Linked DNA regions of Homo sapiens: regions 2, 3 and 4 are each linked to region 1. Evidence: chromatin contacts called from ENCODE Hi-C or POLR2A ChIA-PET data. All regions are on one chromosome and are shown on one strand. The core of a region is the stretch at or near the end of the contact, and the rest is flanking DNA. Distances in the headings are between cores, read along the strand shown.

Region 1 (6,606 bases), core at 1,825-4,324:
ATTCAAACTCAACTTAAGCCAAAGAACACAAAAAGGGCGCATAGCCAGACCCAGTTTTACGTGACATTCTCTCTCGCTACTCTGTCTTTGCCCATGGTGCCACCACACTAACTCCTACTCACTCTTCAGTCACTTCCTTCAGAAATCCTGGGCTCCCTAAAACTGGGGGCCACTGCACCCTAAGTTTATCTCTATGATGGCATTTACCAATCCACTATAACTGGCTATTTTCCATCTCTTAAAGCAGTTGGTAAAAGCTAGCATCTAGTTTAACAGTATACCCCCAGAGCCTAGCACAGCACCTGGCACTTCACAGGCAACTCCATAAACTGTTGAATGAATAAATGCAGAGCTACAAGTCCTAAATTCTGTGTAAAAATATCACAATACGTGATGCGCAGTTCTCAAAGATGAATCCCAGAGAAGAGGAAGGCAGCCTAGGTAACAAAGACCAATTTTGCCTTTTCTTTTCCCTATCACTTCTCTCACACTTGGAGAACATGCACCGCTTAGGGCAGCATCATCCGTGATGAGACAACATCCTAGCTGAACAAAACGCTCGTGGGCTATAAGGTCAGCAGAGGCCATTCAGAGGGGAGGAAAGTGTTCTGTGGCCCTTCGTTTCTCCTGATTTCTCTCTGACACACTCTCCTTTTCACTGTTTCTCCACCCCACTGCAGTTAAGGGCTTTGGCACAGGGATGAAAGAGACAGATCAGACTCAAGGGTGCGGATCTGGCAGCGGGCACAGAAGCATCTCCTAGCCTGCACCAAAGTCCACGGGAAAGATCCAAGGGGACAGTGACTCTGGCCCCAGATAAAGCGCAGCTAGAACAGTACTGAGATTGGAAGAGCAATAATTTCACATGGACATTAACTGTCAGAGATCTTTTTTAAAAATCATGTTTTTAAAGTACAGACTTCAACTCTATTCCCAGAAAACTGGGCCCTGCTGAATCCAGTGCTTACACAAGCTGAGAGCCAAACACAGCTTCTTCCTCTTCCAAACCCACCCACCAGCCCGCAACATCCACCATGGTAAGCATTTCCCAGGCCCAGGTCAGGACCCTTGCTTCAACTTTAGCTTGCAAAAGGCCCCTTTTTAAAGAGGCCTCTTAGCTTTCTCTCTTCCCTTGCTAATAAAACTGTTCCCTACCATCACCATGTTGCAGTAAGAGAGACCTCTCCCTTCTTCCAACCCCTCTCGGTCTATAACACAACCTACAGCAGGTTGGCCCCATCCAATCAGTCTGAATTGCTTCATGCCAAGGAAATTGCTGCTTTTATTAAAAATAAAAGCACACTAGGCAGGCGAAGGGCTGTGAAAAGTATGAGTCTGGCATAATTATGAAGGTCGAGGTTAAGGTTACCAAAAGAGACATGCAAAGATTTCCCGAAAGCCTGGGGGAATCAAGATGTATATCTACGTGAGTATAGACACACAGATGAAACACAGAGGGAATTTATGCAGCAGATCTAAATAACATCCTCTCTGATAGCGAAAAAACAAAATCAGAGCCACTCTCAAGTAATTTTTCTTTTGATTAAAAAAACAAAAAACAAAACCTAAAGCGAGAAGGAAGAGGGGCCTACTAGACTGAGTTCAAAATAACCACATTTGTTTTATGTAATTTCTGTTATCTTTGCTATAACCTGGGGACCTGATTACAGTTGGGTCAGGAAACAAATCTACTAGTGAAATCCACCAAGAGCCTTGGCCCTTGGAAAAACACGTTCACGTTCTCCGAAAATCCTCTCTTCCTTCCAATGCCTGCTCATGGAAGTGGGAAAGTTGGGTAGGAGAAGGAGAAACCCCTCTCTTCTTAAAAGTCCCCCCACCCTTCAGCCTTCACATCAAGATTTTAAGTTTTAGGAGGATGACAAGCCCATCACCCTGCCTTTGGCATAAAGCTTTACACTTTCACACATACGTTTTCTTGTGTGATCCTCAAAATTTGGCTTCTCAATATTAAAAAAATAAAAATAAAAGGCCACTAACGTAAACAATTTCGGCAACCTCCCCACACCCCCATAAGCCCAGTCACTTTCAAATCTCAATTTTAAATCTCTCAAGGACAATGACTCACAGGGCAAGTGAAGGGGGAAGGGAGGGTCAACTGGTCAAAGCCCATTCATACATGCAACAACTAGAAACCACAGTATTGCCGCATCAGCACAAGATTTTAATTTACGGCGCATTGAGCCCCACCGTACCTTCCGCCAACACCTCGTCCACTGTGACCTGCTGTCGCCCGATGCCGAAGACTCTTCCGATGTAGCCACTGCCCAGGCCCGAGGTGCTGCCCCCTCCTCCGCTGGAGCCGGAGCCCAGGCCAGAGCCGCCCTGCTCTCGCCGGGAGTCGAAAAACTTCTTCATCTTGCGAATAGGGAGCAGCAAAGCAAAATACCGATGGTTTCTAGATTTTTTTTTTTTTTTTTTTTTTTTAAGAAAAGAGATCCAAGGATTTCTTCTCAGATTTCACCTCGGAGAGGAGCCACCCGAATCCGGCCGTGGGGGTGGGGGCTGAGGGAGGATGCCTATAGGAATATGCGTGTCAATCGCGCAGCGGGTCCCCTCCTCCTCCAGAAAGCGATTCGTGTAAGTTTAAACCTGTGATGACAGAGGAAGAAAGAGAGGATGAATCAGTAACACGCTTAAAAATTCAACCGCTGAGTCCTAGGGGGAGCAAAAGCCATCATCCTGGGGAAACGCTTCATGTATTTTCCCGGCGAGAAAAACCGTGGGGCTGAAAACGCGACCCCGGCCCCAGAACCCGGGACCCCCGAGCCGGGAGCTCGGAGAAAGGAGGGATCCGAGCTGCTCCGGCAGCGCCGACCCTCCCGGGCACTGCCTCCCGCTCCTCCCGGGTCTCCCCGCCGCCCCTCGAGGCGGCATCCTGGCAGCACCCACTTGAGACGGCTCGGCGGCCGGCGCCCTGCTACCAGCCCCGCGACATTGTCACGGCCGCCGGGCCGGCCTGCGACGCAGAGAAGAGGCGGCGCTGCAGCGAGAGCCGGGGCCGCGCTCGGCTCCCGCCCGCCCGCCAGCTGATCCCGGGAGCGCCGGGCGGAGACTGACCCGCCGCCCCTCCCCCGCGCGCGCTCCCGCCCGGCTCCATCCACCCAACCAGGAAGTGAACCGCCGCCGGAAGTGCCCCTCGGGGCGGCGCGGCGAGGGACCGGGGCCTCTCCTGCAACCGCCGTTCTGTCGCCACGGATGGGAAGGAGTCGACCGCGAGAAGAGGACTGGGGGAAGAGGGTCTCAGTGCAGACAGAGTTCTGGAAAAGACTGTTGATATCACCCGAGCCGCAGGGCAAGCTGGGAAAGGTAGCTCGGCACAGTCCGGCTGCTGGACTACAAATCCCAGCATACTCCTGGAGGAGAGGGCGAGGCGGCAGCCGTGTGGCCTCCACGGCCTCGAAGGAGATTTGTGGGGTGGCGCGTATGTGGGGACTCGGCAATTTAAACACATCCCGTGAAGAAACTGCCAACAACTAAGTTCCCCCCCCCCCCCCCCCGCTGTATGTTCCACCCTTCTGGAGCCATCTTATTTGCGGCCTGGCCTCCTGGCACAAGGGATTCTGGAGGTTGTGGTTTCCGAACGGATCGAGACTGACACCTGAAGGACGCGGCTTAACCGCTTAGCCCCTAGCGGGTCCTGTGGGTTTCCCGACGTCTCCTGGGCTGAAATGGAAGCGAGAAGTGATCGGGAACATTGTGCTGGCAGTTGGATCCGGCTGCACCGAGCGCCAGCCTTGAAATAAGTAAAACCGATGCCCTTCCGCCCCTAACCTCAAAAGCTGCTTTTGCGTCTCGATGTTATTGAGAGCCGGCTCTGCGGTCAGCTCTGAGCTAGGCGCTGTGAGAACGCTCAGTAAGACAGTGTCTCGTCTGGAAATGTACAGGCGAGATTCAAACCGAGAAACTGCCAAAGGTTGTGTGCAGGGCAGATCCTAGGATACCGGAGACCCAGCCCGTTGGCTTGACCTCAAAACTCGGGGGCTTTTCGGCCCATGCTGTCCCTTAATTCCTCCTCCTTTGCTGACGCTGTGGGTGCGCATCAAAGCCTAAACTTCACTAGCTCCCTTGCACACAAGAACACTAACCCTAACCTGACCAGTTATTTATTTTTCACTTCAAGATTCTTCCATTGATACTTACGTTTCCCTGATACCGTCCAAGTGCTGAGGGCGGGGATGGACTGTGTGATTTGCATCTGCCAAATGCAGAAAATTTGGAAGGTCAGTTGGTACACTTTTCCGACCTAGATTTCCTGATGGATGATGCTGAAGAGTGGCAAGTTGCTGCCAAAAACAAACAAAAAAACCTACCATGATTTATTAATATTATTTTTCTAACCCCTGAATATGGGTTATTGTTCATCTCTGCCCGCTTTCCCCACTCCCTAGTGCTTGTCTCAGAATTTTTTTTTCAGCGGGTATTTGAGTAGAGAAGGGTGTCCCAGGGAAAAAAATGGTTCTTGCTTTCTCTAATCTGAATATTGAGCTGAGCTGTGACTGGGTTAACAGTAGCGTTTGTTGTTGCTGCTGCTGCAGCTTGTTTCAAGTAGTGCCATTGTAATTAAACTCCGTGAAGAGATAGCATCTTTTCTTCCGGAGAGAGTCAGTGTTGTCACCTCAGTTCACGAATTCATGTAGCCACCTCCAGGGTGAAATGCAGCCCCTATTCCCTCAAACTAAGCCCACGAAGGCATGTTCTCTGCACTTTCCTTAAAAGGCCAGATTTTTGTCTGAGGAAGTTTGAAGCAGATCTTAAAATAGATGAGAAAGCTCATTTGGAATTAGACTCATTGACCCCCATTTCTCTCAGCACTTATTTGTCTTGACTGACTTTTTTAAACAAGCTGTGCTAGGTCCTAAAATCAATCTGATGCTATCTCAGTTTTTACCTTTCTAGACTTCTCTGGTACCAGACTAGTCCAGGCTTACACAAATCTCAAGTCTTACTTCAGTGATACAAAAACTCCCAATATGCTTAAGGTAGCTAACATGCATTTATTTAACACCCACGTGAATGCTCTGATCAGAAGCTGAGGGAAGAGGTTTAAAAAACAAAAAACATGACTAGATTCCTTGCCCTCCATTCCCTCACAGACTAATAGCAATTATAATGACAAATCCACAGTTTTTCATGCTTTACATATATTAAGTATATAATGCTCACAACCACCCTATGAAGTAAAGTACCATTATTATACTCATTTTATAGGTGGGTAAGTAAAGCAAAGAGATTAGTGACTTGCCCAAAGTCACACAGTAAATAGCAAAGCCAGGATTCAAACCCAAACATTTTAGTTTCAAAGCCCAGTTCTTACCTGGCTATACTAAACTGTCTACTTAGAGAGAGCAAACATTAACTGATTAAAAGACTCGTGAATAGTTAGAAACCCACGCACAAGCAGCATAGGACCAGGAGACAGGAAACCTCTTGCCACTTCATAGCTGGGATCCTAGACCACTTGTGTCACTGGGCTTATTATCTCAGCTATAAAACCAGAGCTCTTACAACTCTTAGTAATTTTTTAGTTCCTGAGTACAAAATAATGAACAGATCAGCCACTATAATCTCAAAACTATCACACTTTCTGTATAATTTGTCCCATGCTGCTTTGCATTCCTGTTCAACTTTTAATGTATATTGCTGTCTCAACCAAACACCTCAAAGCCAGAGAACCATCTTCTACTTATCTCCTTGGGCATCCAGTATAATAGTTTACATAGAGTGTGTTCTTAGCAGTACTTAAAGTAAATAATTTACTTTAAATGTGACACAAAACAGAGCTATCTGATTAAGGTGGAAAGATTGATTTGAAGTATCCTAGATGAATTTTGAACTAGGTGTGGAAGATGCTATGGGTAAATAGTCAAAGGGAGTGGGAAAAGAAAGTGCCATTTACTATTGTTACAATAGTGATCATATGACCGATGGAACAGACTCTTTGAGGCAATAAGATGCCAAATTATAAACAAGACCTAAGGCTGTGTCAGGCAAGGGTTAAGTCACACATCCCTACACTTGAAGAGTAAACCATCTTCTAACTGCCACAAGGTTTTTCTTTTTCTCTGGTAGCTAAATAGACACTGGCCTGGAGATAAGCAATATTGAATCAATTGTAGCTCACTGACCACTAGATGCTGACTAACTGTATCCCCCCAACCCCTGTTCCACAAACCATAACTATTTCTTTGATTGGACAAGAGACTGATTTCAGTAACATCCTAGTAAGAGACTACCAACCACAGACTGGTTCTGGCTGGTTTTCAGAGGCTGTGCACTGAGTGTCTTCATGTCCTTTGCTTCACCTAATTGTAATGCATTTAAATGTTAAATCTCCACCCCAAAGAGAACATAGGACATATGTAACATGCATGTTTGCTCACTATGCATGCATGTGCTGCCCCCCGCTTTGTGAATAATCAAAGCTCCTGTAACTTAAGTGTGTATTCTTAGCCAACTCATTTGGCATAAATTTGTGTTCCACTTTTTCCTCCCTCTAAATACCTGCTTTCAGTCTCTGCCAGAGTCTACACTTCCCAGCCTGTCAGGATCACCAGCCTGCAGGCTGCAACCCTTTATAAAAAGTAA
Region 2 (6,606 bases), core at 2,627-5,126, 500 kb after region 1:
TAGCCAGGCATGGTGGTGCATGCCTGTAGGCTGCAGTGAGCCGAGATTGCGCCACTGCACTCCAGCCTGGGTGACAGAACCAGACTCCATCTCAAAAAAAAAAAAAAAAAAAAAAAGAATGTAAACTTTTTGAGGGCAGGGCTTTTGTTTGTTTTGTATATTGCTGTATTCCCAGGCCCAGCTCAGTGCCTGGCACATAAAAAATACTCAATAAAGGTTGAACAAATAAATTGGTGAATAAATAGTTGATTTTTCCTTCCTTGTCTGAGGCCTACCACTTCCCTCTCCTGCCACAATGTCTTTCCATTGGCTCAGTCCCTAAGAGATCAGATGACTGTATGTTCTGTGTAAGCTGTGGAGGCGAACCACCAAAACAGTGGGTAGTTCCTCTCCATCTCCTGCATCTCCATCTACTGATAGCACAAACATTTTGCAAGTCCTACTCACCTCCTCTGTGGCACCATCCCTTAACCTCCCACAGTGATCTCACCTTCTTCTGAACTCACAGCATCCAGTGCATGTATCATTCATCTACAATTTAGCACTTTCTGCCTTGTGTGGATAATATAATTCTCCTGAATGTGAGCAAAGCTGGCTTCCTGCACCAACCCCTTCCCCTCTTTCCAGCAGCTCCTCACTTCTTACCTCGCGGAATTTAAACAAGGACCCAGATGTGGGACTTACACTTTCAGGCTGGCCCAGTACGAGGGGACTCATCTCTCAAACACCTAGAGAGTTCACATAATGTTGAGGGACATATAAATCAAATGCCAATTTACTCACACTGAGGAATGACAGATATTCAAAATGGACTGCAACGCTTGAACTGGCCTGACTGGCCGATGTCCCCATGGGCTAAGGATTGCTTAGTAAAATGCAGACTTAGAACAAAAGTAACCAACCTAAAGTCAGGTCTCACTTTTTAAGGCAGAAGATCCTCTTTCCTGCAACAGGAGCAGCAGCCTGACCAAGGAACTCACGGAGCTTACCTGGTCTCCCACTAGCCTTGGGTCCTGCCAGGGCTGTACTTGGAAGCACAGGTACTTTCAAGGATGGCCAAACCCCTCCTGTTAAGTTTGCCAAACTGGTTTATAACCCAATTGATTAAACTTCACCTAAATTACAACCACTTTCCAGCCCCTCTCCTATTAGACTATAAGCTCCCGAGGGCCCATGCCTTGCAGGTTTCTTTTTTCTTTTTTTTTTTTGAGATGGAGTTTCGCTCTTGTTGCCCAGGCTGGAGTGCAATGGCACAATCTCGGCTCACCGCAACCTCTGCCTCCCAGGTTCAAGCAATTCTCCTGCCTCAGCCTCCCGAGTAGCTGGGATTACAGGCATGCACCACCATGCCCAGCTAATTTTGTTTTTTTGTTTTTTTGAGACGGAGTCTTGCCCTGTCGCCCAGGCTGTAGTGCAGTGGCGCAGTCTCGGCTCACTGCAACCTCCGCCTCCCAGGTTCAAGTGATTCTCCTGCCCCAGCCTCCCGAGTAGCTGGGATTACAGCCGTGTGCCTCCATGCCCAGCTCATTTTTGCATTTTTAGTAGAGACGGGGTTTCACCATGTCGGTCAGGCTGGTCTAGAACTCCTGACCTCATGATCTGCCCGCCTCGGCCTCCCAAAGTGCTGGGATTACAGGCGTGAGCCACCGCGCCCAGCCTTAATTTTGTATTTTTAGTAGAGATGGGGTTTCTCCATGTTGAGGCTGGTCTCGTACTCCTGACCTCAGGTGGTCCACCCGCCTCGGCCCCCCAAAGTGCTGGGATTACAGGCGTGAGCCACCCCGCCCGGCCAGCAGGTTTCAATAAGTATGTTGTGACAGAAAGGGCCGCTTTGTCAGCAAAGAAAGAAATAGAAAAACTCACTCCGCCCACAGTTTTTTTTAAGAGACAGGGTCTCTCTCCGACGCCCAGGCTGGAGTGTGATCACAGCTCACTGCAGCCTTAATCTCCAGGGCTCAAGCTTTCGTCCTACCCTCAGCCTCCCAGATAGCTAGGACTACAAGCGTGCATCACAACGCTGACTAGTGGTTTTTTTTTTTTTCTTTTTTTAATAGAGATGGGGTTTCACCATGTTGCCCAGGCTGGTCTGGAACTCCTGGGTTCAAGGGATCCTCCCACCTCAGCCTCCCAAATTGCTGGGATTACAGGCATGAGCCACCTCCCCTGGCCTCACTCCCTGTTTAAAGTGTCCCTGGGCCAGGTGCTGTGGCTCATGCCTGTAATCCTAGTGCTTTGGGAGGCTGAGGCGAGAGGATCACTCAAGGCCAAGAATTCCAGACCAGGCTGGGTAGCGTATCGAGACCCCATCTCTACAGAAAATTTTAAAAATTAGCCGGGCGCCGTGGCATGTGCTTGTTGTGGTCCTAGCTACTCAGGACGCTGAGGTGGGATGGTGGCTTGACCCCAGGAGTTTGAGGTTAACTGAGCTATAATTGTGCGACTGCACTTAGCCTGGGCAACAGAGAGGGTCCTTGATCTAAAACAAAACAAAACAAAACAAAAAACAAACAAACAAACAAAACGTGTCCCTGGGTCAATCAGGCTCAACCACTCGTTTTTGTTTTTTTTTTTCTGAGATGGAGTCCTGCTCTGTTGCTCAGGCTGGAGTGCAGTGGTGCGATCTTGGCTCACTGCAACCCCCGCCTTCCGGTTCGAGCAATCCTCCATCCTCCCACCTCAGCCTCCGGAGTAGTTGGGATTACAAGTGTGTGCCACCACACCCAGCTAATGTTTTTATTCTTAGTAAAGACAGGGTTTCACCATGTTGGCCACGCTGGTCTCAAACTTCTGACCTCAAGTGATTTGCCCACTTCAACCTACATCCACTCCTTGATCTGAAACACTGAAGCTACCTGCCTTGTTCAAAGCCAAAAAGCGTCTACCTACAAAGCCCTGGGGATTTTTTGTTTGTTTTATTTGAGACGGAGTCTCACTCGCCCAAGATGGAGGGCAATGGCGTGGTCTTGGCTCCTGACCTTGTGATCTGCCCGCCTGTTTTGAAGGACAAATGCCTGCACCCTTATTTGTTTGCTTTCTCCTGGGAATTTCTCTATCCAATCCTGCAGGCAAGTTGTTTTTTTTTTTTTGGAGACAGAGTCTCGCTCTGTTGCCAGGCTGCAGTGCAGTGGCGCAATCTCGGCTCACTGTAATCTCCGCCTCCCTGGTTCAAGCGATTCTCCTGCCTCAGCCTCCTGAATAGCTGGGACTACAGGCACGCGCCACCACGTCCAGCTGATTTTTGTATTTTCAGTAGAGACGGGGTTTCATTATGTTTGCCAGGATGGTCTCGATCTTGACCTCGTGATCCGTCTGCCTCGGCCTCCCAAAGTGCTGGGATTACAGGCATGAGACACCGTGCCCAGCGACAAGATAATTTTAAAAGGAGAGGGAACGTCTGCTTTTGTTGCCTTTCTCGTCTTTTGTGGTTCCACATACAACACAGCAGTGTCTATGGGCTGTCAATCGCAACATAATGCAAACAACACAATTGTCTCTGGGGTCCACTGAATCCAAATCACACACGCACCACACTTCTGCCTTTTGCACTGCTGACTGCCAAGTGAACAATGTTTTGTAGAAGCAGCAAGTGTGAGGAGAGGTGACTTCTGCCAGATGGTGCTAAAAAAGACCCAAGTCTGATACACAGGAGTCCTTCCATTAACCCATCCATGACCAAAGCAAAGTGTGTGTGGGGTGAGGGGTAGAAGGAATTGCCCTGTCTTTGCCCTCTGGGGCTTCTTCTGCCTCGAACACTATCCATCTGCCACCTAACCTGGTTTTGCCTTGATATAAATGGTAGCGGTGGCCAAGAGAATGGGGTGACAGAGGGGGGGAAACCCACGGTGTTACATGCTTTCACCCATACCCTCCAGGATGGCCCTGAGCGTCTCACACCCTAGGGGCCTGACCAGGTACTGACACTTTCTTGCCAAAGCCCTACAACCATCACCTCCCTACTGTGAAATGTGAGGTAAGTTGCTTAAACCGGCGGAACCAGTTTCCTCAACTACATAGAGGGATGATGATTCCCCCTAGCTCACAGGACCGCTGTGGGAATCAAATGAGATCACTCATGTGAAAAGCCTAGCACAACCCCTGACACATGACACAAGCACTTCAGGACATATTCATGTTCCTCCTTCCAGGACAGGGCCTTACACTGTCTACTCTGGTAAACCAGCCTCATATAAGCTCCTGGAGGCTGGCGTGTCCCCAGGGGTCAGGCCATCCCAGAAACGATGACTTGACCATAGTCACGTCATGAGGTGAGAGATTCCGGGAAGGGGCAGCAAGAGGAGAAAGAAGCGAAGGGCGCCCCAAGGTAATGTGTGCCCTACACAGGGCTCCTAGCCATAAGCACTTATGCAAGTGCGGGGCACAGAGAAAATTCTGGTAACACTCCTCCCCTCAATTCTGATCAGGTCCCAGGCTCAACTAATCAGTTCAGGGATGGGCCCTTTGCCACCTTTTTCCTAACCAAAGCCACTCTCAAGGGGAAACTTCTATTAACGGCCAGTAAGCAAGACACACAACGCTTTTTGTTTGAAGGACTACCCAGGCGTTAGTGCCCTTCCAGACCGGCTCTAGTGACTGGCGGGGAAGAAGGGGAAAAAGAATTAGTGTATCTGGACACAACACCCAGCATGTGCTAGGCAGAAACTAAGTGTGCGAAGCGGATCCCGATGTACAAAGGGGAAAACAGCGGCTGGGAAAGCCTGAGCCACGGGCTCCAGGCGGCCAGTCGCGGTCCTCCCGGCGCGTGCCCTCCTCCTCCCCGACCTGGCCGGAGCTGACCGGGGCGGGTGTAGGCCCGGGGGCGGGAGGGCTACTGGATCCCAGGTGGGGCGGGTGTAGGCCCGGGGACGGGAGGGCGACGGGATCCCAGGTAGGGCGGGGCCTGGCTCCGGGCGCGACGGCTCTTTGCTCGCAGCGCCGCGCCGTCTCGAGGTCGGGGTGCGGCCCGACCCCACGTGCCCCAAATCCCCCCCGCTGCCCTGTAAAACCTGCGGGCCCCGGTCCAGGCGTGGTCCCGCTCGCACGAGGGAGCGGTCGCCCAGGGTGCCGGGAAGTCGGGGACCGGCCAGCCGCCGACCGGCCGCACCCCTCCCCGCCGAGCTCGCGCGCCCGCCTCGTCAGCACCTTTCCCGCAGCGCAGCCCCACAGTGGTCACGAGGCGGGCGCGGCCCGGTCAGCCCTGGCTAGACTAGGCATCGGCACCACCCACCTCGCCCCTCCCCGTCCCGCTGGTTTCCCCTCCCCCTCCTTCCCCTCCCCCTCTCTGTTCTCCTTCCCCTCCCGATCCCCGGGCGGGCCGCAGCGCGCCACGTACCTGGCCCCGCCCCTGCGAGCCACGCAGGGAACCCCGGTGACGTCACCACCCTCCGGCGCTCTCATTCCCGCGCTCTCCAGAAAAGACGCGAAGGTGGTGACGTGTCCCGTGCGCCAGGGCGGCTGCGCAGGAGGCATTGGCAACTGAGCGTCCTGCGGCGCCGCCTGGTGGAAGCAAAGCAGCCGAGCCCCCCGGAAGCGGCGGCGCGGGCGAGTGGAGAACGTGACTTACGTCATCTGGCGGAGGCGTGGGGGCGGCTGCCGCGTGACCAGCCCCAGCCAGGCGCGGTCGGCGCGTTTCTCTTTCTCTTCTCCTACTCTCAGCGGAGCGGGTGGAAGCTTGATTTCATGCCGTTTATTTTACTTTGACTGTTTTCAAACCTATCAAGTTAATATTGTTAATTATAGAAAACGTGGGGGGAAAAGGGAAAAGATAGGTAGAAAATGATTCTTAGCATCCCCAAGCATCTTTAACCTTTCATTATGTTTACTTCCAGCCTTTTTCATGAAACAAAATTGTGGTCTGACTGTATACAGTGGTATTAACTACAAAGATTCCTAAGAAGGGACAAAAAGCACCTTTTAGCTTCAAGGCTAATTTAGAGGAACAGGTAGAAGAGGAAAAGTTCAAACAATGGACAAAATGAGTGATTCGTCCACGGTATCTAATCACTGTTCACATCATCCGGAGGAAACGGGCTCAGAGTCATGCCCAAGGCCGCGCATAAAAGAGTGGCAGACTGGGGTTTCAAACCCAGGCTCTAAACTGTGAACCTGCAAGATGGTGGGAGTGGGGAAGACAGTGAAAAGTTGTGCAGGGAATTCACAGAACTACAGAACCCACTTTGTACTTCTGGAACTGCTGAGTGGGGAACTAGTTCTAAGGAACAAGGTTAGTGCCCCAGCAGTTGGAGCAGTTTGGTGAGAGAGTGGCACAAAGCTGACACTGGTACATGGCCCTGGCCACTAGTTGTTAAGTTCCACCCATCTCCAGCACTGCCCTCCCCATGAGTGACAGTGAAAGGTGGGAGGGACGTTACAGGACTGTATCAGGCATTAGACCTGCTACTCCAAGTGCAGTCTGGTGCAGTCTGCAGGCCAGCAGCCTCCCTGCTGTCCAGCACTTTCCGCATCACTTGGAAGCTTGATGGAAATGCAGAATCTTGGACCACACTTTAAAGCTTCTGAATCGGGCGGCATGCGATGCCTCATGCTTGTAATCCCAGCACTTTGGGAGGCCAAGGTGGGTGGATCACCTGAGGTCAGGAGTTTTGAGAC
Region 3 (6,606 bases), core at 1,954-4,453, 460 kb after region 1:
AGCCGGGCGCGGTGGCTCACGCCTGTAATCCCAGCACTTTGGGCGGCCGAGGCAGGCGGATCACCTGAGGTCGGGAGTTCAAGACCAGCCTGACCAACATGGAGAAACCTCGTCTCTACTAAAATTACAAAATTAGACGGGCGTGGTGACGCATGCCTGTAATCCCAGCTGCTCGGGAGGCTGAGGCAGGAGAATTGCTTGAACTCGGTAGGCGGAGGTTGCAGTGAGCCGAGATGGCGCCATTGCACTCCAACCAGGGCAACGAGAGTAAACTCCATCTAAAAACAAAAACAAACAAAAAAATTTCCAAAGCAAAAAAAACTTAGTGTGAGAAACTATTTTGCACACTAAGATTTACATTTTTGGAAATCTCCTTAATGTCTGACAATAGAATACACTGTCTCCTGTTTGTTTCTGCCTTAATCACGTGATATCACAATCATCTAACCTCTGGAAAATTACATTCTGTGCCAGTGAGCAAACGAGAGTGAAAAAGGCAAACAAATTTTGTTTTGTTTTGTTTTTTTGAGATGGAGTCTTGCTCTGCCTCCTAGGCTGGAGTGCTGTGGCGCGATCTCGGCTCACTGCAACCTCTGCCTCCTAGGTTCAAGCGATTCTACCTCAGCCTCCTGAATAGCTGGGACTACAGGCGCGCACCACCGCACCCAGTTAATTTTTTTTTTTTTTTTTTTTTTTTTTTGGTATTTTTAGTAAAGACAGGGTTTCACCAGGTTGGCCAGGCTGGTCTCAAACTCCTGACCTCAGGTGATCCACCCACCTCAACCTCCCAAAGTGCTAGGATTACAGGCGTGAGCCACCACACCCAGCCACATCTTAGTATTATTATAAAAATAGTTCCGCCGCCATCTTTCTTCCTGGCAGGGGCCGACGCAGGGACCGGCGCGGGGGTGAGAGCGCGCGGCCGGATTCACCACAACATGGCAACTCTTTTTATAAGGAAAATGGTGAACCCTATGCTATATCTCAGTCGTCACACAGTGAAGCCTCGAGCCCTCTCCACATTTCTATTTGGATCCCTTCGAGGTGCAGCCCCCGTGGCTGTGGAACCCGGGGCAGAAGTGCGCTCACTTCTCTCACCCGGCCTCCTGCCCCACCTGCTGCCCGCGCTGGGGTTCAAAAACAAGACTGTCCTTAAGAAGCGCTGCAAGGACTGTTACCTGGTGAAGAGGCGGGGTCAGTGGTACGTCTACTGTAAAACCCATCCGAGGCACAAGCAGAGACAGATGTAGACCCTTTCCCTCCAGAGTCACGCACATACTCGTCATCGCGTCTCTTGGGAGAATGGTTGTATCTTATGGAAGGAATTATCACATCAAGGAGTCAGGGGAAAGTGACTGGAAGCAAACGCCCTAAAAGTTACCCATCACGTTTCAGTGTAAATGAGTAACTATAGAAGACATTGCATTATCTTATTTCCAAAATGTTCCAATTAAAAAACATTTTCCTATTAAAAAAAAGAAAATAGTTTTGACCTCTCAGACCCCTGAAAGGATCTGAGGGCGCCCTAGGGCCCCCCACCACTCTTTGAGAAATGCTACTCTACAGAAAGATTTTACCAAAGTGTACTGTCATCACTGTGCCCCTTTTTCTGTACCTTCACCAACATTGGGCATCATCTTGCTTTTTTTTTTAGCCTTTGCTGATTTGTTAAACAAAAAGCAGGATCTCTTCGTGATTTTAATTTGCATTCTGAAAGGTTCATGATTTTTGAATTTATATTTTTTCTTTTATAAACCACCTCTTTATATCCTTTGCATGTTTTCTTTCTGGGATGGGCATTTTGTCTTATTTATTATAAGAGCACTGTTGTTGTTTTTTTTTCTGGCTCTATCCCAGGCTGGAGTGCAGTGGCGCGATCTTGGCTCACTTCAACCTCCGCCTCCCAGGTTCAAACGATTCTCCTGCGTCAGCCTCCCCAGTAGCTGGGACAGGCGCCGGCCACCACGTCCGGCTAATTTTTGTAGCTCACCACTGAGAACAAGGTGACAAACATGGAGTTTATTGTACCTGTGTCAGATCAGGATTAGAAGACTGGAGACCTGTGAGTCCCCTGTTCCTCACAGGGGAGGAAGTGGCCCATCTGGGTGGGCTTCTTGGCCTCAAGCCAATGCTGTGATCCCCAGTAGGGGGCTGTCTCACTGTACCCTAAGGTGGGGCCAGTTTATACCCAAAATTTTAACAAGGGATTTGGGTATCCAAGATGTTAAAGCTTTGTTAGGGGAAAATAGGCTAAGCCCTCATGACCCATTTCTTCAGAAAAGATGTTTTAGAATAAGAAAAGGAAACTAGAATTTAACAGTCTGACAGGATATTCTTGCTAACCACAAATTTACAGAATTATAGTTTAGCCATAGAGGTCTTCTCCTTTCTCAACTTTTGCAGATCTCTCCAGTAAATGCCTCTACTGCTTGACTGCTTTCTGAAATAGGAAACCATTATAAAGTAGAATTTGTGTCCAAAGTGACTAGGCCCAGTTAGCTGGGATTTTCTCCATTTCAGTGTTGTTTCCCCCATCCTTAAGCACACTGGAGATTTTTCTCTGCCAGTTTGGCAGGTGAAAAAAATGGTATAGCATTGTTTTAATTTTCATTTCTTGGATTACTGGTGAGTAAAAAGAAATGTTATGTATCTCTCAGCTGTTTGCATTTCTCCTTTAGTGAATTGCCTATTCGTATCTTTTTCACCTTTTTCTATTGGAGTGTTCGTATTTTTCTTAATGATTGAGGATCTCGTTATACAGTAAAATATTAACGCTTCGACATATAATGCATTTTTTTAATGTGTCAGTTTTCTTTTAACTTCTGCTCTGCAGAAGTGTCTAATGATTAAGTAGCTAAATCTATCAATCTTTAACTTTATGGTTTCTGTCTTTAAAGTCAGGTTTGGAAAGTCCTTCCCTAACTTCAATAATTGTTTTTCAAAATTTCCTCTTTTTTCCTCCTAGTATTTTATATTTCCATTTTGTTATACTATTTAAATCTAAACCATCTGACATTTACTTGGGTATATATTATATATGATGGGAAGAGCTAGTAATTTTTTTTCCCCAAATTGCAGGCTCGTTGTCCAATGATATTTATTGAATAATCCAAGAAGGGAAAATATGTGGTCCGAGTGAATCTGTCTCCCCTTCCCGGGCCCCCGGAAGACATTTCTAATCAAATGCAGAACTCCTGGCTAAACTCAGACTAGGCCTCACAGCCCGATTAGAACTGCAAGCAGCTACCTCCAACCTACGAGATTTGTCATCAAGATGAAACATTTTGTCATTCCCTAAGTAATCTATCCTTTTTCCTATTGATGTGTTACTGACATACCTGTCTTTTCTTTCTGTGTTACTGACATACCTGTCTTTTCTTTCTGTGTTACTGACATACCTGTCTTTTCTTTCTGTGTTACTGACATACCTGTCTTTTCCTGTGCCAGCTCCACACTGTTTGGTTATCACTTCCAAGTACTAAATGGTAATGACTGGTAGCACCAGTCTTATACCATTTTTCAACATTTTAAAATTATTTCCTCAAACAAAAGTCAGACTCAGAATATGTCAGAAAATATTTAAAAATAAAAAATAAAATTATTTTTTCTGATTTAAACTTTTGATTTTTATTACATCAAAGTATTTCCAAAATAAATTAAAATTTAAAATTCATATTAGATTTTCCAATCTAGGTATACATAGTGTTTCTTTCCATTTTTAAAGATTCCCTTTATTTCTCTGAATGTTTTTTTTTCATAATGTCTTTCACATTACTGGTCGACTTTATTCCTGCATATTTCATATTTGTGGTTGCTATCAGAAGTGGAAGTTTTGGCAGGGCGCAGTGACTCACGCCTGTAATCCCAGCACTTTGGGAGGCCGAGGTGGGGGGATCACTTAAGGTCAGGAGTTCGAGACTAGCCTGGCCAACATGGTGAAACCCTGTCTCTACTAAAAATACAAAAATTAGCCTGGCTTGGAGCTGGGCATCTCTAATCCCAGCTGCTAGGAAAGCTGAGGTAGGAGAACCTCTTAAACCCAGGAGGGGGAGGTTGCAGTGAGCCAAGATCACACCACTCCACTCCATCCTGGGTGACGGAGTGAGACTGTCTGAAAACAATAAATAAATAAATTTTAAAAAATAAAAGAGTAAAAGAAGTGGAAGTTTTTTAAATATAACATCTCATTTCTCACTCTGTCACCCAGGCTGGAGTGCAGTGGCATGATCTCAGCTCACTGCAACCTCTGCCTCCCAGGTTCAAACGATTCTCCTGCCTCAGCCTCCCGAGTAGCTGGGATTACAGGGGCGTGCCACCATGCCAGGCTAATTTTTGTTGTTGTTTTTGTTTTTGGTTTTTGAGATGGAGTTTCGCTCTTGTTGCCCAGGCTGGAGTGCAGTGGCGCGATCTCAGCTCACTGCAACCTCTGCCTCCCAGGTTCAAGCAATTCTCCTGCCTCAGCCTCGCGAGTAGCTGGGATTATAGGCATGCACTACCACGCCCTTCTAATTTTGTATTTTTAGTAGAGACGGGGTTTCTCCATGTTGGTCAGGCTGGTCTCGAACTTCCAACCTCAGGTGATCCGCCCACCTCAGCCTCCCATAGTGCTGGGATTACAGGCGTAAGCCACCATGCCTGGCCTTAATTTTTGTATTTTTAGTAGAGGTGGGGTTTCACCATGTTGGCCAGACTGATCTTGAACTCCTGACCTCAAGTGATCCTCCCACCTTGGCCTCCCAAAGTGTTGGGATTACAGGCGGGAGCCACTGTGCCTGGCTTTGTTTCTTATTACTAGAATGTAAGCTTCATGAGAGCAGAGTCCACATATCTTTTGTTCATAACAGCCATAGAGCTGGCCGGGCATGGAGGCTCACACCTGTAATCCCAGCACTTTGAAAGGCCAAGGTGGGCGGATCACGAGGTCAGGAGATCGAGACCATCCTGGCCAACATGGTGAAACTCCATCTCTACTAAAAATACAAAAATTAGACAGGTGTGGCAGCACATGCCTGTAATCCCAGTTACTTGGGAGGCTGAGGCAGGAGAATCACTTGAACCCAGGAGGCAGAGGTTGCAGTGAGTTGAGATCGAGCCACTGTACTCCAGCCTGGAGACAGACCTAGACTCCGTCTCAGAAAAAAAAAAAAAAAATAGCCATAGAGCTTAAGAAACAGTGCCTCCACATTGTAGTTTCTCAATAAAAGTTTTTAAATGAATGAAGGAATAATGGCACAAAGCAATGCTATTATTTTAGTGTTATTAATTTGTAACAGGCGCCGGGCGCAGGGGCTCACTCATGCCTGTAATCCCAGCATTTTGGGAGGCCAAGGTGGGTGGATCACCTGCACTCAGGAGTTTGAGACCAGCCTGGCCAACATGGTGAAACCTCGTCTCTACTAAAAATACAAAAATTAGCCAGGCGTGGTGGCGTGTGCCTGTAATCCCAGCTACTCGGGAGACTGAGGCAGGAGAATTGCTTGAACCCAGGAGGTGGAGGTTGCAGTGAGCCGAGATTGCATCATTGTACTCCAGCGTGGGCGACAGAGCAAGACTCTGTCCCCCTCAAAAGAAAAAAAGAAAGAGAGAGAGAGAAGAAAGAAAGAAAAGAGAGAGAAAGAAGGAGAGAAAGAAGGAGAGAGAAGGAAAGAAAGAAAGAAAGAAGGAAAGAAAAGAAAGAAAGAAAGAAAGAAAAAGAAAATGAGCAAAGGAAGGATTTGGTGGCAAGGAGGTCATTGGTGATCTTAGTGAGTGTGGGGAGTATCTTTGTTGGGCTGGGGCGAAAGCCGCCTGTGATGGTTGAGGAGAGGTGACAATATGCAGACTGCCTCTGGGCTACTCCTTCAAGAAGCTTAGCAGGGCCAGGCGGTGGTTCACACCCACAATCCCGGCACTCTGGGAAGCCAAGGCATGAGGATCACTGGAGCCCAGGAGTTCAAGACCAGTGTAGGCAACATGCTGAAATCCTGTCTCTTACAAAAAATACAAAAATTAGCTGAGTGAGGCTGGGTGCGGTGGCTCATGCCTGTAATCTCAGCATTTTGGGAGGCCGAGACAGGCGGATCACTTGAGGTCAAGAGTTCAAAACCAGCCTGACCAACACAGTAAAAATCCATCTCTACTAAAAATACAAAAATACAAAAATTATTGCACCACTGCACTCCATCCTGGGTGAAAGAGTGAGACTCCATCTCAAAAAAAAAAAAAGAAAAGAAAAGAAAAGAAATGAAATTAGCTCAGTGTGGTGGCTGGCGCCTGTAGTCCCAGCTACTCCAGGGGCTGAGGTGGAAGGATTGCTTTAGCCTGGGAGTTCGAGGCTGCAGTGAACCGTGATTGCGCCACTGCCCTCCAGCCTGGGCGACAGAGCGAGACCTTGTCTCAAAAAAAAAAAAAAAGAAGAAGAAGAAGCCACTAAGCTAAGAGGTAGGTACTAAGTTGAAGGGGAGACAGAATGGAGATAAGGATTTGGGTTTTTTAGGTGGTAGTGACACAAGGATGTTCATAAGCTGAAGAAGAAAAGACCAACAAACAGACTAAACATTTGAGAATGAGACAGAGGAAAAAGCATACGGAGCAAAGCACAGAGGTCACAGGGTGTGTGGCCAGCAG
Region 4 (6,606 bases), core at 1,266-3,765, 270 kb after region 1:
TATTATCACTTTGGGTACTTTAGTAGAATTGCACTCGTTTATGATTTTGAAGTTTGTTTTACAAATAACATCCAATTTAAAAATACTCTTTTAAAACTTAGATCCTTTTATAGTTCATAAACATAGTAATTAGGTGTTCCCATTGCATGTATGAGATGTGCCTCCCAAAGAGCTTGTTACAGCGTTAGTACATTACCTGTCTGATATGGAGAAAAAAAACTGTTATATTTCTACCTTCATTTCCAACTTTGTATTGTGCTTTGAAAACCTTTACCTTCAGTATGTGTATTTCATTAGTATTTTCATAAAGAATCAGTTTTTAGATCCAGTTAACCACTGAAACCAGAATATGCCTATATGTCAGGCATGATTTACTACATGTTTATTCTATTTATTGAGTTGATTTAATTTTAGTGGGTTTGTGGACATTAAAAAATACATGTTTAATATTTCCCACCATAATTACATTTACACCTTTGTCTTTCTTTTTCTTCAGTACTTGAGTTGTCAGTGTTTTGTGACTCAGTCTGGAAATCTGTTTAAACCACCTTGTCTTTATACAACTACCAACAGGAGGATTGGTAATTTGGGCTCTGGGTGAGACATACATAGGTTCAGTTTCCATGTCTGCAGCTGAATGCATGACAGGGAAAATCATTTAGCCTCCCTGGGCCTCAGTTTCTTCACGTGCAAAATGTAATTAACACAACCTACCTCATGGGGTTATATTGAGGATTAGAGATAATGTAGGTAGGATACCTACACATAGTAAGCTATTATATATTGGCAACAATAATAAACTTTTAAAAAAAGAAATATGTTCATGCTTTACTCATTTGTATTTTGGGGACTCAACCTACCAAGAACTTTATTTCTACTTTTAAAATTGGAGATGTCTGTCAGTACATTGGCAGTGTAGCTTGGTTTGCCAGATAGCTTTCATTTCAAAAATTTTAATAGGTTTAGGGACCGATCTTTAACCTTTTTAGTTCTGTATACGTAACATTCTATTAAGCATTTATATTGGTACCACCCCATGCGGAAACACACAATTTGCAGACGTCTTAAAGAGTATTCTTGGCCGGGTGCGGTGGCTCACGCCTGTAATCCCAGCACTTTGGGAGGCTGAGGTGGGTGGATCACCTGAGGTCAAGAGTTCGAGACCAGCCTGGCCAACATGGTGAAACCCCGTCTCTACTAAAAATACAAAAATTAGCCGGGCGTGGTGGTGGGCACCTGTAATCCCAGCTACTCAGAAGGTTGAGGCAGGAGAATCGCTTGAACCCGGGAGAAGGAGGTTGCAGTGAGCCGAGATCGCGCCATTGCACTCCAGCCTGGGCGACAAGAGCAAAACTCCCTTTCAAAACAAACAAACAAAAACAATAATCTTGTGAGTGTTTTCATCTAGAATTAAAAGGGAGGGGAAAACCCCAAAAGAGATTTAAGCAAAGAATCTTAGGGTTTAATGCCATTCTGTAGGTTCAGGAAGTCTCTGAGCTTTAAAAAGCCGCTCGCGTGAAAGTAATTAATTATTCCATCACTTCCCGGGGGTGGAGGGGGGTGCGGAAAAGGCGCATGAGCTCAATGCTGTATACTGCAGCCCGATTCCAGCTCTTTCTTGAGGGCAGAAAAAACGCCGAGCGGCGAGCATTTAACAACGGCCGGCTTTTCTTCTCAAGCCCCGCAGCAGCCACGTGGCGCCTGCCCTAGCTCCCGGCTCACCGGCCACTAGCCTGCACCGCTCTTCGGGAGGATTCGAGGCTGGGCCCTCGCCAGCCCGAGTTCCGCGAAGCCCAGAACCTCCAGGGCCGCGGCCACCAGACCGAGGGCTCCGGCCCCGAACCCAAGCGGGGCAGAGCGCCCAGGCGACACGAGGTGCCAGCCTTCCATTCGATGGACGCCTGGCAGGTCCCCGGAAGTTTTCCCCGGGGACAGGTCTTGGCAACAGGTCCGAGGCAAGGCCGGGTGGAGCAGAGCTCCGCAGCGGCTGGTGAATCAGCGCCGCCCAGCGCCGGACCGGCCCTCCCAGCCAATGCCAGACCCGGTGAGGAGCAGCCAGGCTGCTGACCATCAGCCACTTAGGGCTCGCCTGGCCTGGAGAAAGGTGACATCATCGTAGCTGGGAGGTTTCCGAAGGCTTCACCAATGGGAGACCGGCGAGGTGCTTGCCTTCTGCAGCTCTTGGCCAATACTAACAAAGCAAAAGGGGGCCCGGGTTGTTGGTATAGAACCAATGGGAAACAAGGAAGGAGCACGAGGCGGAGTTGCGAATCCTGTCACCAGTTGGAAAGAGGGGGTGGAGCCCGGGCCTTGTCAAGTGTGACCAACCAGCGAGAGGAGCGGACTTTGCGGGGTGGAGCCCTGAAGCCCTCTCCCAATCGCACAAGTGTAGGGGCGGGGCATTCTTTGGGGGGCCCAATGAGGAACGCGGCCGAAGCTGGCCTGTCAAGAGAAGGGGCTGGGGGCGGGGAGATGGTGAGTCGGGGATAAACACTCCGCGGCGGTGGCGGCTGCTGCTCTGCTCCGGGTTCTGTCACTGTGTCGGCGGTGCCCAGCTCACTGGCCCCCTCCCTCTCTTGTCGAGCGTGGTTGCCAGAGAGGCTCCCTCAGCCCTGCTCCGCGGGGTCCACAGCGGGCTCCACAGCGGGCTCCATAGCGGGCTCCACAGCGGTCCGGCGGCGGCAGCGAGCCCGTGGGCAGTGGGGGTTGGTCCCGTGGCTCCGGCCCCCGGTGCAGAATGGCGGCGGCGGTTCGGATGAACATCCAGATGCTGCTGGAGGCGGCCGACTATCTGGAGCGGCGGGAGAGAGGTGCACGGGGACGGGGAGGGGTCCACTCGAAACGAGGCCGGGGGTCCTGTGGGGCCGGCCTCAGGTCCGGGCGCCCAGCCGCTCCGGGGGTGGTTGGAGGCGGGGAGACCGCGAGCGCTCCCAACCCCTCTGGCTCTCCCCACGCGCGGTCCGAAGGGAAGCCGCCGCTGCCCCAAAGCAATGAATGGGGTGGAGAAGGGGCTGCCGCCCGCCGGGGTCCCGAACGCCGCCCCTTCCCCAGCCCTTCACGAGTGGGTGGCCGGGGCCCCCTCCGATAGCCTCCCTGGTTTACCTCACCCGGGCTGGTCCCGGCCGGCCCCCAGGTGGGCCCGGCGCCCCAGTCTCCTGGGCAGAGGAGCAGCGCCTCCCGGTCCCCGGCTCACGGTGCTTGCCCCGCACCTTCGCCTGAGCTGGTTCCACTTAACCCGCACCAACCTGCTGGATGTAGCCAGTGGGAAACCCAGGCTGCGTGAGCCTAGCCACTACTGTGTCTTTCTCAACAATGAGCAGCTGGAATCCTCCTTACACCTGCTCCGAATTGACGATATTCACACAATTTTTTTTTAAATCATTGTTCTCAGAATTCCACCTTACTCCATTTAATTATTTCCACAATATTCTTTTAAAGATAAATAAAGGAAAAAGGAAATACTGTAGAGAGGAGAGAGCATTAAATATTCTGGGCCCATTCATTAACTGGATCCTCCTGTTTTCTAGAAGCTGAACATGGTTATGCCTCCATGTTACCATACAATAACAAGGACAGAGATGCCTTAAAACGGAGGAACAAATCCAAAAAGAATAACAGCAGTAGCAGGTAATTTGGTAAATACTTCTTTCTGTCTTTTAGATTATATTGTAGGTGACACAAACTGCTGAATGTAAGTTTTCTGTTGTGATTATAACCCTATAAAATTACATTGTGGCCGTCATGATTCAGTAATGTACACATGGACTTAAGCCATTGCAGGAAGCTGTTTCTGTTTGGGTTGAGGGAACTGAAAAGAAAAATAGAAATGTTTTACATTTCTTTATGAACTTTATTCAAAATTTAATTTCACTTTTCTTCCCTTTTGGAACAAAAAAATCTGTGGAAGCTTCAAGTGAGATTAGCAATGGTGACAGTATTTTCCCTTCAGAAGTTGCAGATTCAGGGCAAGTTTTCTATAAGTCAAAATGCTGGACATTATCCATTTCTTTTACTTTTCATAGTAATGATTTTATAAACACATTAAAGTACCTGACTTGGCATAAGTGATAGGATCTCATACTTGACATGTAAATTAAATACAGTGGTTTGTTTGATACTCTAATTTGTCATCTCTATTTGTAATGGCAAAGAGGAATGATTGAGGTTAAAACCTACCTCTTTAGTGATAGAGGAATATATAATACCAAAATATTAATATGCTACAACTTTTCCATGTTAGCCTTATCGATTATCTTATACCGTAGTTCTTAAAAGCTGTGAATCTCACTGGAGATTTGGTTCATGGTCAGTTAAATCACATATTAAAGTCCTATGCATAGTTTCTGGTACATGCAAATAGTCCATCAATGTTGCTGCCCGTTTCCCCCCTTCTTTGCCCTTAAAATATAGTTGGCTAGGAAATTTGTTCTATTAGATCCCTTCAACTATACCTTTCCTGCCAGTAAATTAAAAGCATTGACCTTTTCGTCACTAGTTTAGAATCCTTATCCCTCCCTCACCCTCATGAATAACTCCTTGCAAGTATCTATTTGGATATCCTCTGTGGCTTAATACAGACCAGGAATTTCCCACTTAAACCTAAAAATCACTTGTTCTTGCTGCGTCTTCTGTACTTGGTTTACCTCTTTAGTATCGTTAGTGGAACCACAGGATGTGAGCAGCATTACTTGTGCCATGCCCTTGAATAAAAATGGCACTTGAAGGATCAACCTGGTAATTACCTGGTAGGTTTTGCTTGTCCTCCCACCTTAGCATTACCTGAAGGTGGTAGCCAGTAGTTTTGTGCATGGGTATGAAGGCACTTTAAGAAAGATGTTAATACTGACTTGTAATATGCAATGGTGTAAAACCAATTAAGCTGTGTTGCATTTTGTTACAATATTTTTTTAATTTTGTTTAGAAGAATTTTGAGGCCTTTCAGTTAATTTTTCTGGAAAAGCATCATCCATTTTTGCTTTTATTATTGTCCACTAATGATTTGAGAGGAATTGTCCAAGTTACTTATTGAGGCTTAATACCTTAACACTTTGTTTTTTTCCTTAGTTTCACAGGAAGGTTGTAGGGGATGTTCACTAGTGGGGATAAGAAAATGAGATGTTGAAGTGGCTTGGTCCCAAAAGGTGATTAGGAAAGAAAAATAATAGTAGTTAAGAATCTTAAGCCAAGAAATGGATTCTTTCTAGTATCTTCTCTTTAATAATCAGTACTATGCCAAAAAAAAAAAAATAAAGGCTACAAATCCTTCTGTTAATGGGTTGGTTTGCTTTCCATGGTTAGAGACGGGATTATCACAGTTGTCCATACACCTGACTGATAGTGAGTTAGTGTAATATATTCAGTGGTGTAAGGATTTCTGAGAGACCATGATTAAACCTAGAGGTAGCACCAGCCAAACGTGTGAGGCAAGAGCAGGCAGTTTTCTTTCAGTGTGATCATTTCCTTCATGACTCATTTGGAATAGCTCCTTTTCTGAGGAACAAGCAATCATAATGGAGAAAGCAGCTTGACCCCATGGTTTGAATCGGCTTTATATCCTCAGCCATGTATGGTCAGAATTTTGAACTGAGGTAAAGGATAGGGAGAGATTACTGCTGGTTTACATAACCCTTGGATAACAGTTTATTCTTGTTCTTACAGGTTGAAATGCTGTGCTTTTTGCTTGTAGAGTCTAGGGAAGTACTTTTCCTTGGACAATAAAAGATAAGATTTTGCCACATAGGAAACTTCTTGGGAACTGAAAATGCAGATCTTATTCACGTTTCTCTAGTTGCTTATTAAAACAACAAAAATGAAAATGAAATTGTGAATATCAATTGTTTTTGAAATTATCCATAGAACTGCTGGAATATGGGAAGATGGAAGTTTCTTTCCTACTGATTTTTGAAGTCAATTACTAATTATTTAGAATTGAAATCTAGAACTTCTTAAAAGTGTGTTTTGTTCAATGAGTAAAGCAAGCTTTGGCACTCACGTGAAAGAGGAAGTTCAGGACTTGCCACCCAGTTGTTTTATAAGACAGTGGCTAGAGTGACCTGACATGAGGAGTGTTTTTGAACCCAAGAATTTTTCCTGGTTATCTCAGATACGCCGTAATTTGGCTTAGTTTTTTTTTATTAGAGTGTATTTTTAAATGGTGAAATTTGACCTTTATCAGTGATTCCAGAGTTATCCATTGTTTTCCATAATCACATGGAAAATAGTTTTGACACAAGGTATCAGTGTGTTCTTACAGTGCTTTAATTAAAAACGTAAATGTTTACCCATCAATGGAGGTGGCTGGCAGTCTCGGAACTGATCATTTTTGAAAGGGCTGCTTTTTATTAATAACTCAGTTTCAGTAAACTAGATGCACTTCAGTAATGCTCTAGCCATTAAGTACAAGTCCCCCTTTAAAAAGCACCATGTGTTTAACACTCGAGTAATCAAATAAAATCTGTAGTTTTAAAAATTTTGTTCAAATTTTGGAAGAAGTTGTGCTTCCTATGGAGTTTGTTTAAAAGTTTATTTTGGGGATTCAGAATTTTGCATAAGTATATAACTCTATTTATTAGTTTATATATTTTCAAAGAATCCAGAAATATTTTG

The links. A loop is a pair of places that touch in the nucleus more often than their neighbours do. ChIA-PET counts read pairs that join two places held with the same protein, here RNA polymerase II (POLR2A). Pooled maps may share reads with other maps.
Region 2: a map of natural killer cell shows a loop between it and region 1 (4-fold over the local background). The contact joins the enhancer-like site here to the promoter of AAK1 in region 1. A Hi-C loop is called at or near these places in 3 of 168 maps with a recorded cell type or tissue (naive thymus-derived CD4-positive, alpha-beta T cell and natural killer cell), 18 of 37 single-sample maps with no recorded cell type and 21 of 50 pooled maps. POLR2A ChIA-PET finds 5 or more read pairs at or near these places in 6 of 52 experiments (CD4-positive, alpha-beta T cell, CD4-positive, alpha-beta memory T cell, GM12878 and 3 more).
Region 3: a loop to region 1 is called in a pooled map, with 4 times the contacts of the local background. The contact joins the enhancer-like site here to the promoter of AAK1 in region 1. A Hi-C loop is called at or near these places in 5 of 50 pooled maps. POLR2A ChIA-PET finds 5 or more read pairs at or near these places in 5 of 52 experiments (GM12878, T-cell, activated CD4-positive, alpha-beta T cell and 1 more).
Region 4: a loop to region 1 is called in a map of K562, with 2.2 times the contacts of the local background. The contact joins the promoter of MXD1 here to the promoter of AAK1 in region 1. A Hi-C loop is called at or near these places in 1 of 168 maps with a recorded cell type or tissue (K562), 4 of 37 single-sample maps with no recorded cell type and 13 of 50 pooled maps. POLR2A ChIA-PET finds 5 or more read pairs at or near these places in 7 of 52 experiments (CD4-positive, alpha-beta T cell, CD4-positive, alpha-beta memory T cell, HepG2 and 3 more).

What each region holds. Positions count from the first base shown.
Region 1 is chr2:69,640,665-69,647,270 of GRCh38, forward strand. It overlaps AAK1 (AP2 associated kinase 1), which reads right to left and starts at 3,075. Exons shown (of 22, transcript NM_014911.5): 1 at 2,911-3,075; 2 at 2,214-2,610. The coding sequence starts at 2,376. It also overlaps a transcript of ANXA4 not described here. RefSeq lists a silencer at 2,824-3,153 and enhancers at 3,234-3,503, 4,259-4,861.
Region 2 is chr2:70,137,340-70,143,945 of GRCh38, forward strand. No RefSeq gene overlaps it. Among named protein-coding and RNA genes, the nearest start is that of LINC01816, 15 kb to the left of the region's middle. RefSeq lists enhancers at 932-1,473, 1,474-2,015, 3,640-4,179, 5,400-5,759, 5,770-5,909 and silencers at 1,758-2,052, 3,818-4,112, 4,600-5,309, 6,240-6,289. Within about 2 kb of position 3,877, at least 40 of the 41 ENCODE cell types and tissues checked have a DNase peak (open chromatin) inside an H3K27ac peak, as active enhancers do; they include CD4-positive, alpha-beta T cell, GM12878 and natural killer cell, where a contact is called at or near this core.
Region 3 is chr2:70,101,613-70,108,218 of GRCh38, forward strand. It overlaps the pseudogene MRPL36P1. Among named protein-coding and RNA genes, the nearest start is that of PCBP1, 17 kb to the left of the region's middle. RefSeq lists an enhancer at 1,821-1,870. Within about 2 kb of position 3,204, at least 18 of the 41 ENCODE cell types and tissues checked have a DNase peak (open chromatin) inside an H3K27ac peak, as active enhancers do.
Region 4 is chr2:69,912,594-69,919,199 of GRCh38, forward strand. MXD1 (MAX dimerization protein 1) reads left to right here and starts at 2,516. Exons shown (of 6, transcript NM_002357.4): 1 at 2,516-2,810; 2 at 3,528-3,627. The coding sequence starts at 2,738. It overlaps LOC124906176 (small nucleolar RNA U13), which reads left to right and starts at 102; the gene lies at 102-206. RefSeq lists enhancers at 1,680-1,729, 1,742-2,347, 1,830-1,939, 2,040-2,239 and a silencer at 2,890-3,119.